Linked DNA regions of Mus musculus: region 1 is linked to region 2. The links are chromatin contacts, found by POLR2A ChIA-PET in ENCODE. All regions are on one chromosome and are shown on one strand. The core of a region is the stretch at or near the end of the contact, and the rest is flanking DNA. Distances in the headings are between cores, read along the strand shown. Region 1 holds the start of Klc2 (kinesin light chain 2). Region 2 holds the start of Rin1 (Ras and Rab interactor 1).

Region 1 (3,390 bases), core at 495-2,994, 67 kb before region 2:
GAGGGTGGTGCTGGCCCCTTGTTACAGAAAATGAGACCAAATGTAGGTTTGGAAGGACTAGTCAGGGGCAAGTGTATCTCTCTGACTTTTTTTTTTCCTTTCTGATTTTTGTTTTGTTTGTTTTGTTTTGTTTTTCAAGACAGGGTTTCTCTGTATAGCCCTGGCTGTCCTGGAACTCACTTTGTAGACCAGGCTGGCCTCAAACTCAGAAATCCACCTGCCTCTGCCTTCTAAGTGCTGGGATTAAAGGCGTGCACCAACCACGCCTGGCTTTCTGATTTATTTTTTATGTGTATGAGTGTTTCACTTGCAAGTATGTGTGTGTACCACATGAGTTCCTAGTGCCTGCTGAACTCAGATGGCGGTATCTATCGATGCCCTGGAAATGGTAAAGATGGTTGTGAGCCAATGGGTGCTGCAAATGAAACTCAAGTCCTGAGCAGGAGAAACAAATGCTCTTCACCACCGAGGCATCCTTTCAGCCATCCCCTCCCCTCCGCACGCTTTGTAAGGTAGCCGTCTACTGATTGCTACCACATTCTCTATCTACCCCAGGCCCCAGCCAACAGGTGATGACCTACATTCCAGAAGGCAAAACAAGAAAAATGTTAGAAAGGCCGATGTTGTGTCAGCACCAAGTGGGTGTGGAGTAGAGATGGGAAGAGTACTGTAGAATCTAGTGGGATAGGGACCAAAGAGGCCGTCCTAGTTAGAGTTAATATTGCTGTGTGGAAACACAGTGACCAAAAGGGTTTATTTGGTGCACTCTTCATCCAGTGAAGGAAGTCAGGACAGGCACCCAGAGAGAACAGAACCCAGAGAAAGGAGCTGATGCAGAGCCCATGAAGGAGTGCTGCTTCTGGGCTTGCCCTCTGAACTTGCTCAGAACTGCCTTCTGGCCTCACCTACCCTGGCCTGGGCCCTCCCACAACAATCAGTAAGAAAACAGGTTTTCCTGCAGCCCGATCCTATGGCAGCATCTTCTCAGCCGAGATTCCCATCTGTTCAATGACCCTAGTTTGTGTCAAGTTGACATAAAACTATCTAGCACAGAGGTCTTTCCTTCCGAGTTGGTGACACCCAATCTGAGGCCCCCCAATGACACCACCACAATCCAAAGGCACTCGTCTGACCTCCTTATCTGGTCAGCAGTATCCACCCAGATATTCCCCTCAGGGGCGTGGATCTTCTCCCTTCTCCACCGACCTCCACACGCTCCTTCCCACCCAATTCTCCTTTTTAACCAGAAGCCTCCTTCTGTTCCCTCACAAAGCAAACCTAGATGCTGAGAATTCCCTACAGGCACAGTCACCTCCGAAGCCGGTAAGAGGTGCGTCTCTAGAGCGCGGAGGGGGCTGGGGGGTCAGATGTGTGAGAGGTGGGTAATGGCAACACCCACCTCACCAGCCCTTTGTGAGCATTAAGTCAATGCACTAAGACATCGACAAAAACACTTGACAGTCAATCAATGTGGACCGACTCGCTCTGGAATCTGAGGAGGTCGGCCTTCTTGCTCCTCAGTCACTCTGGTCCGGGGTCGGAGCTCCGCAGAGCGCACAGACCTGGAAGCTCTGGTCCGAGGGGGCGAGTCCAGCCACGCCCCTCTGCGTCCCGTCTGGGCTGGCCCCACCCCGAAGCCGGCCAGGCCTGCGGGGCCCCTTTAAGGCAGCGAGCTGGCCGGCTGGAGCGTGTTTCGCCCCCTCCGACGCCGCCGAGGTAGCGGCTTCACCTTTAAGGCGGCGCGGGGACTGCTGGGAAGGCCGGCGGGATGGAGGCAGCGAGACGAGCTCACGGTCGAGGATCCGGGTGAAGCGGGACAGGAGCAGGAGCCGGAGCCGGGCCAAAGCAGAAGGTGCAGGTCGGCGCCGGCCGGTTGGGCCGGGAGACCCAGTCAAGCCGGACAGTGAGGAGCGGTTGCAGGTCGGCCTAGAGGAGGAGTCGTCGTGGTCGTGGGCGCGGCCTGTGGGAGGACCCGACCGGCCCGCGGGGAGGGGGCGCGGTCCCGGGCTGGGGCTGGGAATCCGGCCTTTTCTAGGGAGGGTCTGCGGGCCTCAGGCCAGCCTGCGGGAGGGGTCGTTGTGGGCGCGGCCTGAAGAGACCTGTCCCGAAACTAAAGACCGCAGTCTCCCCGGAGCGGCGGGGGCGGGGACGGGGTGGCGGGGCTCGGTCGGCCCTGGGGGAGGGGCTCGTGGTTCCGCTTGCCCTGGGAAAGGGGCTGTCGCCAGGGCTGAGACCCAGTTGCCCGGAGAGCCTGTGGCGTCTGACTTGGGAACGCCTTGCAATGCCCTAGTGCTCTGTGTACCGATTAGGACAGTTCCGAATAACTCTCGAAGATGGGCTTTAGATCAACTGGCCTGAGCCGGTGGTCTGGGGCGGAATCGGGGTCCAGCCTCACTTCAGTCACACCGCATTGCGTCTCCCTAGGCTAGACGAGCCTGGCGCGCCCCCTGTAGGCCGCGTGCTGGCACGGCGAGGACTGCGGGCTGAGGGATCTGGACATCCATAGGGACCTAGGCGTCCGGGGACCTCCCGGTGTTTACCTAACTTGGGGTGGACGGCGGTGTGGCCCTAGGCCTGGCGTCCGCCTGCCCCACCCCTTGCCTCCACAGACGGCACGACCATGGCCACGATGGTGCTTCCTCGAGAGGAGAAGCTGAGTCAGGACGAGATAGTGCTGGGCACCAAGGCGGTGATCCAGGGTTTAGAGACCCTGAGAGGGGAGCATCGTGCCCTGCTAGCTCCCCTAGCTTCTCATGAAGCAGGCGAGGCCGAGCCGGGCTCACAGGAGCGCTGCCTCCTCCTGCGCCGCTCCCTGGAGGCCATCGAGCTGGGGCTTGGGGAGGCTCAGGTAGGTCAGTGTTGGGGCTGTGGTGGAAGATTACCCGAAGGGCCCTGGTGATGTAGGAACACCCTCAGCAAGGAAACACAAGTCTTTCAGAGCGTCACGTTAGGACAATAAGCAACGTTCAATGAATACACTTTGGAAATGCCAGCCCTGCGCCCTGCCCCAACGGGCACCCTTACCTCACACTGAGCTATGCCATTCAGGCCTCATTCTACCTAACAGACTGGGATGACAGAAGAAAGCAGAAATACTTTAGTAACCTCCCCTCACAATACAATTATGCATGAATTCATTAAGTTGTATAGCTTCTCACTTACTGTGTGCTGAGCTACAGTGTGTTAATGCTCAGGATGCAGATTGAATGCAGACAAGGTCTGTGTCCTCCCTAGGCATGGTATCTGCAATCCCAGCTCTTGAGAGGTGAAGGCAGTAGGATCCCAAGCTCCAGGCCAGCTTGGGTCAGTCACATAGTAAGATCCTGGCTCCCCTACTGTCCCTTCAAAACAAAATAAGATGATTTTCCCCCCTAGTACAACAGGAGAAGA
Region 2 (3,624 bases), core at 298-2,797:
GGAAGGTAGGGGAGGAAGACAAGGGCTGGCAGCACTTCCTGGCACACGATATCCCACTGAGCTCTCCCTCTGCAGCAGCTGTCGAGGGGGCAGTCTTTCCGTTTGGCTGGAAGATGTCCCTGGAAGCACCGGGACTGGGGGAGGCGGCACAGCAGGTGGAGACAGAGGGCTGGAGGTCTCGGTGGACACTCGCACTTTGAAACTCCTCTTGAATTTCTCTCGTTTGGTGGGGCCCAGATCCCCGGGGAAGAGGGGGTTGAAGAAGCAGAGGGCAGCACCAGTGCCCTGATCCAGCTCTTGAGGGGAGCGAGCCTTCAGCCGGGGTATGGGTGGGGCTTCCGAAGGCCTCTGTTGGTCCTTGGTGTTGAGTGAGGAGCTCCAGAACTCTAGCAATGAGAAACCAATGGGGGGGGGGGGTGCTCAGAGCTGGCTCTGCAGGGTGCCCACAAAGGAAAATCTTGATTGCTCTTCCTTCCCCCATTTGACCTCTGTGTGTCCATCTGTGTAACAGGCTGCAGGGTACCCTTACCCATGCCCAGATGGGAGATGGCCTCCAGCTCTTTGTGGGTGGCTGCCTGATGAATGGCTCTGGGGAGTCGGAGAGGGAGGAGAAGAATGTCCCTAAGGACAGAGCAAGGAGCAGTCAGGAGTGAGCGGGGTTCAGATGCAGAGGACAGGCAGTCCAGGGAAGCAGGCCCAGGGCTCAGCAGGTGCCCCCCAGGCAGGCTCACCTGGTACGGCAGTATCCACAGATGAGCTGCACCAGGTCCTGGAACATGAGCTCTGAGCCCTCCAAAGAGACACCTGAGAGACATTGGGAGTGAGGCTGTTCTCTGGGGACCTCCCTCCCCTGCCTGTCTTCCAGCCCCTGCCCTCCAGGCCACCCTCCTCACCGCCAGTACTCTCTTCGATATAGTGGCTGGAGACAAAAGAGGGGCCACTAGCTTCTGGCAGCCGCACACACAGAGCCTGGCACTGGCGAGTGTTAGATTTCCGCACCAGGAAGGTCTGTGAGTGAACGAGATTAGGAGGCTCTGGTCCTCCATGTCCAGGCTGGTTCCCTCCCATCCTTGGCGGGCTAGGCCTTGAGGAAAGGGAGAGACTCACCCCCGGAGGCTCTGTCCTCAGCACGTGCAGCGCGGCTGCAGCGTTGGCCCGCAGCTGTAACCACACAGGCCGGGTGATCAGCAGCCGCTCCCGAAGGCTCACAGTACGTGCTGGCTGTTGGGACCCGCCTGCCTGTACCCCTCTGGTATCAGGTGTGTCATACAGTGGGTCTGTAGATGGCCTGGGGGCAGACACCCAGACCTGGGGTGAACACGTCTTCCCATTCTGGGCTTCCCATCTATCCTGTCCTTGCCAGCTCCTCCTAGATCTGCCCTCACCCGATGCACCTGGCTGACCCCCCAACTTTACTAACTTTTCTTTCTGTTGGTGCCCAGGTACAAAGTTCAGGTTGGTGGCTCCCAGAGGGTGTGCTCCGGTCTCACCAGGGTCTTCCATGGCTGGGAGCTCCTTCGGCTTCTCCTGGGACTCAGGAAGACAATCCAACCCCCAAGGCACAGGCGTGCACATTCCTGGCGGTGAGTAACACTTCCTGAAGGCGGTTCGCCCTGTCACACCCCGCCAGTTAACTCTTGTATGTCCACTCCATGTAGCCAGTGTCCACTTCTTCTACTCTTAGACAGTCTTGAATGGCAGAGAAGCCCTCCATGCCAGTGTCATCATCAGGCCCCGGCTAAGGGAGGACCACCCCCACACAGCACCTCCTGCAGCCTCCTCACACTAGGCAGTGGGGGAGGGAGGGGTTAGGCTGGATCAGCCAAGTTCCCATAGACCCAAGCCACACCCCTGGGTCACCTTAAGAAGTCTGTGGTCACTGGCTCATCGGCTCCAGCCTTGCAAAGGGGGGGCGGGGGGGGGGGAAGGTCAGCCTTGTGGGAGAGCACCCCCTACTGGTTGCAGATGACTCATTCCTGAACCTAACTTGGGTTTTGTGATTTCAGGTTGCTATGGAGAAAGGATGCTGTGTCTCCATGGAAACTAAGCTCTTTGCTTAACTGAGGTTCTGGGGGTGGTTCTGACACTCACTGTTAACCAGAGGGGGAGTGTGGCTGTGAGGTCGACAGCACTTGGTGCTGCTGCTAGCTGCCTCCCACACACAGGCCCTGCTAGCTAGCCTGCCTTGCCAATCTGCCGAGTGTCTGGGGCAGGTGCAGACATGACCTGGCCTCCAGGCATGTCCAAAAGTCCCTTCACCACACAAGGCCATGTGCTTCTCTGGCTTGCCTGTGCCATGCGGCGCTTCCTGCTCTGGTCCCAACTTCCTCTCCCAGGCTTTTCTCTAAGTCACAAACTACAGGGACCCCAGCAAAGTCTGTCTTAGGTGCTCCCACAAAGCCTTGATTCCCTTTTAAGATACAGCAGCCACACATCAGCCACACCAAGGTCCCAGGTTAAATTTTATTCCAGTCTTTGGAATCTGAGAGGCAGACACCAGGAATAGCCCTGAGAAAGCCTGGGAAGCCGTCCTCTCCAGCGGCAGTCAGGGTGGACAAGGCCCAACATGTCTGCTTGAGAGTTCCTCCTACAGTTGGGCCTGGCTCAGTGGCTGAGGGCCAGGGTTCAAGGTCAGGAGGACTGCTGCTGTGACTCTGGATGAGGCCTGGTCTCTCTGTGGGGGGACGCTGAAGAAGTTATTCTTTGGGAGGGAGTGGGCTGGTCAGGGATGGAGACCACAGTCTTGCTTGGCCAGGTCGGCTTCAGGGCCACAGTTGTGCAGATCCCAAGGAGAGCAGAGGAGTCCAGGCCAGTGGTGGCAGAGGGTCAGGGGCCAGCAGCAACACTGAAGAGCTACTAGGCAACCCCCTGCCTTTGCAGAGAAATGTTAATCCTGCGTGAGGTACCAGCTGCTCCCAGGACCCTCCGAGCGAGAGTAAATGCAGGGTCAGGGTCCTAGTGGGATATGGGAAACTTCTGAAGGGAGTTGAACCAAAAGGACCACCAGCACTTCCTTCCTGACGGCAGTGAGGAAGTGCCTTACTCCCTCGTCCATCAGGGTTTCTTCTTCCTGCCCTCTTGGACCCACCCTGCCTGGGGGCTCCAGGCACTTTTATCTTCTTGTGATCTTGGGATTGGGACTGGGTTCTTGCCCATGTTCGGCAAGCGCACTACCACTGAGCTACATCTCCAGCCTACTTTCCACCTCTACCTGTCCCTGCTCCCTCAGCCAAGAGCCTCTCCAACCTGGTTCTTATCCTCAAAATCCCACAAAAGCCTCCAAGTGAGATCAGACTACCAAGCTGACAGGCCCACGTCATGGCTCTTACCGTCTGCTTTTCTCTTCTGAGGGGACACTGCTGCCCTGGCCTGGGTGGACAGAAGAAAGGGTCCCTTAGAGTCCACTTGATCTTGTGGATACTGCCCCCCACAGTCCAGGATGAGAGCTGCTCTGAGCCAAGCTGTGTGAAGTCTGTTCTACAGCAAGCGCGGAGGTGTCTCCGCTTGGAGGCCAGCCCAGCAGCCGCCCCTCTCTTTCCTGCCCTCCTGGAACAAGGGCTGGCACAGCCATCCTTCCTCAAGTCAGTCTCTAGGCAGGAGGGCCACAAGATGCCACAAAGTCAG

Evidence for each region. ChIA-PET counts read pairs that join two places held with the same protein, here RNA polymerase II (POLR2A).
Region 1: POLR2A ChIA-PET joins it to region 2 with 12 read pairs in Patski. The contact joins the promoter of Klc2 here to the promoter of Rin1 in region 2. POLR2A ChIA-PET finds 5 or more read pairs at or near these places in 2 of 5 experiments (Patski and embryonic stem cell).

Annotation. Positions count from the first base shown.
Region 1 is chr19:5,116,652-5,120,041 of GRCm38, reverse strand. It overlaps Klc2 (kinesin light chain 2), which reads left to right and starts at 1,744. Exons shown (of 16, transcript NM_008451.3): 1 at 1,744-1,920; 2 at 2,610-2,848. The coding sequence starts at 2,621. LOC115489018 (a long non-coding RNA gene) reads right to left here. Exons shown (of 2, transcript XR_003952889.1): 2 at 710-3,341.
Region 2 is chr19:5,048,738-5,052,361 of GRCm38, reverse strand. It overlaps Rin1 (Ras and Rab interactor 1), which reads right to left and starts at 1,547. Exons shown (of 10, transcript NM_001374051.1): 1 at 1,421-1,547; 2 at 1,108-1,288; 3 at 894-1,008; 4 at 732-804; 5 at 530-621; 6 at 1-386. The coding sequence starts at 1,503. It overlaps Brms1 (breast cancer metastasis-suppressor 1), which reads right to left. Exons shown (of 10, transcript NM_134155.3): 9 at 3,330-3,369; 10 at 2,450-2,955. The coding sequence ends at 2,948.